Regions from separate parts of the Homo sapiens genome. Here region 2 is linked to region 1. A link is an interaction called in ENCODE POLR2A ChIA-PET data of the cell type or tissue named here. Cell type or tissue: Panc1. All regions are shown on one strand. Each heading gives the region's core, and the rest is flanking DNA. Links, peaks and the distances in the headings are about the cores only.

Region 1 (2,920 bases), core at 112-2,611:
TTGGAGGAGGCATGACAACCAAATATGGTATCCTGGACTGAATTCTGGGATCAAAAAAAGGATGTTAGTGTAAAAACTGTGGAAATCCAATTAAAGTCTATAGTTTAATGTACTAATGTTAATACATTAGCTTTGACAAATGTACCATGGCTATGTAAGACATTAGCATTAGGGAGAAACTGGGTGAAAAGTATATAGGAACTCTTTGTAATACCGTTGCATCTCTTATGTAAATTTAAAATTATTCCAAACTAAAATGGGTCAATTTCTATTATCTCAACACCATCCTCATTATTGACCCATTGTTTCTCAAATATCATTTACAATGGTTTCTTTTCTCCTTTTCTTTTTGAGACAGAGTCTCACTTTGTCACCCAGGCTGGACTGTAGTAGTGGTACAAACACATCACACTGCAGCCTCGACCTCCCTAACTCAAGCCATCATTTCACCTCAGCCTCCCAAGTAGCTTGGGCCTACAGACATGTGCCACCACACTCAGCTAATTTTTGTATTTTTTGTAGAGATGGGATTTCATTATATTGCCCAGGCTGGTCTCAAATTCCTGAGCTCAAGCAATCTGCCCAACTCTGCCTTTAGAAGTGCTGGGATTACAGGCATGAACCACCATGCCTGTCCTTACAATGGTTTCTTGTGCAAGGTCTTTAGATATAATGAAACATGAGACACACTGATAAAATTCAGGAAAAGTTACCTTATTATTTGCTGCAGATTGTATCTAAAATCTTTGATTGCTTTGTTGGATGACTTGTCAACATTTGACTCTCAGAGAAGCTCCTGACTCTTATTCTTCCAACCTCTCTTTTCTCGGGCTTCCATTTTCACACCACTATTGGTGCTAACATTTTCCACTCAGATAATAACTTTCTACCAGAGTGGAGCAGGATCTCTTTCAGGCAAGCATTAATACACTATACTCTATATAATGCATCTACACCTGAGCTTCCTTTTTCTTCATATTCCAAACAAGAAAAGACTTTCCAAGTTTTTGTCCTCAGAGCAGCTGCGTCCATTTTATGACCTAGTCTTGTAAATCACAGAGCCTCATTTTCACTATATTCTATTGGTTAAAACAGTCACAAAAAGCCCCCTAGTTTTAAGGGGAGAAGACATAGACCCCATCTCTCTAAGAGAGGAGTACCAAAGTCACATTGTAAGAAGAGCATGTTCAATGGGATACATTGATATAATCATCTTTAGGAAAATACAAACTGCCTCATCAGGATTCACCATTAATAAGGTAGTTTCAATAACCTACTGCCAGGCGGCCAGGCACAGTGGCTCACGCCTGTACTCCTAACCCTTTGGGAGGCTGAGGCAGGCGGATTACATGAGGCCAGGAGTTCGAGACCAGCCTGGCCAACATGGTGAAGTCCTATCTCTACTAAAAATATAAAAATTAGCCAGGCATGGTGGTGGGCACCTGTAATCCCAGCTACTCGGGAGGCTGAGGTAGTAGAATCACTTGAACCCAGGAGGCAGAGGTTGCAGTGAGCTGAGATCATGCCACTGCCCTCCAGCCTGGGTAACAGAACAAGACTCCATCTCAAAGGAAAAAAAAAAAAAAGAATCTACTGCCAGGCTGGGCACAGTGGCTCACACCTGTAATCCCAGCACTTTCAGAGGCCAAGGCAGGAGGACTGCATGAGCCCAGGAGTTGTAGACCAGCCTGGCCAACATAGTGAGACTTCATCTCTACTAAAAATTTGAAAGTTAATGGCCTTTAGATGGAGCAACTTGGGTGGAGCTGGAGGCCATTATTCTAAATGAAGCAACTCAGGAATGGAAAACCAAATATCACATGTTCTCATAAGTGGGAGCTAAGCTATGAGGATGCAAAGACATAAGAATGATACAATGGACTTTAGGGACTCTGTGGGAAGGGTGGGAGGAGGGTGAGGGATAAAAGACTACATACTGGGCACCATGTACCCTGCTCAGGTGATGAATGCACCAAAATATCAGAAATCACCACTGAAGAACTTATTCATGTAGCCAAAAACCACATGTACCCCAAAAACTATTGAAATAAACTTTTTAAAATTAAAATTAGCCAGACATGGTGGTGTGCACCTGTAGTCCCAGCTACTCAAGAGGCTGAGGCAGGAGGATCTCTTGAGCCCGGGAGTTCAGGGCTGCAGTGAACTATCATTCACATTACTGCACTCCAGCCTGGGTGACAGAGAAAGATCCTGTGCTAAAAAAAAAAAAAAAAAAAAAAAAAAAAAAAAAAAAAAAAAAAAAAATCATATAGTGTAATCCTTTTTTTTTTTTTTTTTTTGAGACAGAGTTTCACTCTTGTTGCCCGGGCTGGAGTGCAATAATACGATCTTGGCTCGCCGCAACCTCCGCCTTCCAGGTTCAAGCGATTCTTCTGCCTCACCCTCCCGAGTAGCTGGGATTACAGGCATGTGCCACCACACCCAGCTAATTTTGTATTTTTAGTAGAGATGGGGTTTCTCCATGTTGGTCAGGCTGGTCTCAAACTCTTGACCTCAGGTGATCTGCCCGCCTCAGTCTCCCAAAGTGCTGGGATTACAGGCGTGAGCCAGCGTGCCCGGTGCCACTTTATGCTTTTAGAGACTGAAGGAATCTTAGAGATCATCCAGGACAAAACCTAAGTGTTATAGGTGAGGGCAGTGAGGCATAAAGAAGCTGTATGACTTGTGTAAGTCTCTCAGTTATTTAGGATAAGAAATGGAAGTGGAACCCAGGGGCTTATTAAGTCTTGTATCCCCAGCCCACGAAGTCTCACCTGTTGGTTCTCAGTCCTGACAGTGCATCAGACACTTGTGCACTTGTTCAAAATAGCATTTTACTAAGTCTGGAGTGAGAACCAGGTATGTGCATATTTAAAAATTTCCATTTGAACACTGCAGATCTGATCGGTCACAAAGCCTG
Region 2 (2,920 bases), core at 298-2,797, 210 kb before region 1:
CATTAGTTGGGCAGTACTTGGATAAAACTAGGATGCTCCATGGTGTCTTACTAGATATCATAGGGGTAACATCATTTTGCTTATCATTTCATCAACACGTTTGTTAGAAAAGAGCCCATGATGATCTTACTTTTCTAGCTTACTTATATCACCTAACAGTTTTTGAAGTGCACTTAAGTGCCATTTGTTTTCGAAAAATAAAAAAGACATTAAACCACACCATAAGCCATAAGTACTAATAAAGGTTGATAGTTGGGTAAACTTATTGGGGAAACTCTAATTATTGCACGGTGCTCATGTGGGACTTTAATAAAGTACATTAAGAGTATAGGCCTGAACTGAAAATTTTCATTGAGAAGTTCATGAGAATAAAATAAAATCATAGGTGATTCTTTCCAACATCATTAAATATACCTTATTCTAAAAAAAAAAAAAAAAAAAAAAAGCATACATAGAAATCACATTCATACTTCATCTTGGGGTTTTCATCACATTATTTAACCTCTTTTCTTGATGTCCTTTAGGTGCATCCATTCTTGGTTGACAATGACATTTGCATAAAGCAGCCTGTTGGCTGCTGTCCTGTGAAGTCAACAGATATTCTAATTTTCCCTCATAGACTTATTGTTGACATATCTGGCTTTCCTCTTTCTAATTCAGGATATTATCTTTGGGTCTGTTTACTTGTGGAGGAGTTCAGTGCCATCTTTATTAAATTTTTATTGGCTCATTTGAGATTTAATATTGCCTTCCTGGGTTTCCATGCTGAGATTTATGAGGCAATAATTGACACCTTAATGATTGTGTTATTTTTTCTTTTAGAGTACGTGATAAATTCAGAGTATCTATGCTTATATAGCACCTTCCATTTATGGAGCTTTATGAGAAAAAAAAACAGCTCTCAGATTTTTATTTTTCTCTTTCATGCTTTCATCTGCCATCCTATGAGAGAGGGTCAGAAAGAACTGTAAAGAAATTTGCTCACCATTTTTCTTAGTAATTTGTAACTGCCACCCAGAATAAGAACTGTACACTGCAAGATACAGATGGAGAGAGACTCTTATGTAAAATATTCTCCTGTACAGGCTTTTCCAAATGTAATGCCCTCTTTTACTAAATCATTCATTTGGTATTTAGTCTTGTCTGTATAATACATTAATCTTTCCTAGGATATGACCTGGCTTCTCAACTATTTTATAAACTCTTTGAAAACCTAAAATTATTCTGTGGACATTCTGTGCATGAAACATGTTTGATAAAAAAAAATGTTTGATGCAATTGTCAATATAGTTTCACAAGTTTGAGGCACTGAAAGGTCACACAAAAGAACAGCAGCCTCTAAAATAGGACAGGGTTCTTTGAGCTCAAGACCATATGGCCTCTTTTGATGATTCAATCTTGGAATAAAATTTTTTTTATTTATGTATCTTTATGATAAATGAATTCTATAGAGCTTGAGAGGGCCAGAAAAGCTCCAGGTTCATGTCTGTGTGGGTCGTTTTCTCTGTGAATTAGATTTCATTTTATCTTCAATTGAATGTTTCTTAGAGTTTTCTATTGGTTGTAATATTTTTAGTAAGAGATAAAACACACTATTAGGTTTATTTTACAAAACCCAGACTTCAGAAACTGACACACACTGTTAATAGCACCTGTTTTTTGCCTCTGGGAAATGTCTGTTTTCATGAATAATATCTGCTTGCAGTAAACAGTGGCTCTGATGTCAGTATGGGATGCCCAGGGCTGATTCATCTTTCTCAGTTTGACATAATGCAAAGTGACTGACTGGTCCCTGTACTGCAGATGAGGAAAGCCTCTCAGATCTTCTTCTCTTCTCACTCCTAAAGGAATCAAGCCATGGCCCCTCTCAGCTCCTGGTGGTCTCCATTTTGCCTGAATTACGAGCAGGTGATTTGTCTCATCTTTGCAGGACACAGAGCAAATTAACATGAAAATATCGCTTCCCAGAAAACAAGGCAGGCTTGAATGCCCTGTCGCTGCTGGTCATTAGCCATCTGCCACCGACACTCATACTCTGTTTATCACATTTGAAATTCAGAGCAGATGTTGCATAATAAGGTGATCCCAAAAACAAGGCAAGAAATTCAAAGAACAAATACTCTACCATAATGATAAAGATCTTGGAAGGAAATTTTTTTCAATCTAATATCATAGCTGCACTAATTGAATAGACCATGTTTTTAAAAACACACACACATCTCTCCTGGTATTTGATGCAAACTACTTTTCATAGTAACAGGAAATAATTTTAAAAAGAAAGTACATTTGTGAAAGACACCTGAGAGGACTGTTCAATAAAGTCTCTTTAAAGAAGCAAAGTCGAATGTTGGAATAACATAGTTCTGGTTTAAAAGACCTCATAGATCAGTGATGCCATCTTTTACTGTAAGATGGGCCTTAACCTACAGCAATTTGACTTAAAATAGTTCACTCCTCACAGTATAGTAGATCTTTCAAGGCTTTTAACTTGCGAACGTGGTTTCCCAGTTTATTTTCTTTTTGGCACTCAAGACCCTGTGTTTTCTATATCCTTTGTTTTCACTGTTTACCCCTCTACAAACTCCCACCACCGCTATCAGCCTCCCACCTTCAGCATCCCTTGTCTCTCCAGAACTCTGCCCCAGCTTACCCTGGCCTTAGGCTCTCTCCAACCTGAGTCCCAAGATTCTTTCATTTTTAGTTCTTCTGCCCTTCTCCATTAATGTAGCTTTTTACAGTATTGGTTATTATAATGTTTTACCTAGTTGATTTATGCACATTGTAGACCCTTATTATGCCTTATTCAAAGTATATCACTTATAGTATATTAACTATGGTGTTTAGAGACATTCTGTTTTTTTTAAAAAACAGGCATCCAAACTTTTACCAGGAATGTGACCTATATTCTGTGGAAGACGAG

Evidence for each region. ChIA-PET counts read pairs that join two places held together with the same protein. Peaks named below come from ENCODE experiments on the same cell type or tissue, not always from the same donor. Only the 100,000 strongest peaks of a DNase experiment are listed, where the experiment ranks them.
Region 2: POLR2A ChIA-PET joins it to region 1 with 13 read pairs; 2 of 35 experiments call an interaction of 5 or more read pairs at or near these places.

The regions. Positions count from the first base shown.
Region 1 is chr7:92,553,743-92,556,662 of GRCh38, reverse strand. No RefSeq gene overlaps it. Among named protein-coding and RNA genes, the nearest start is that of RBM48, 26 kb to the right of the region's middle. In Panc1, for the core only: no CTCF peak of the experiment used is centred there; no DNase peak of the experiment used is centred there.
Region 2 is chr7:92,767,845-92,770,764 of GRCh38, reverse strand. The region is part of intron 3 of CDK6 (cyclin dependent kinase 6); the gene reads left to right. Among named protein-coding and RNA genes, the nearest start is that of CDK6-AS1, 67 kb to the left of the region's middle. RefSeq lists an enhancer at 1,685-2,224. In Panc1, for the core only: no CTCF peak of the experiment used is centred there; no DNase peak of the experiment used is centred there; H3K27ac peaks cover 1,360 bases.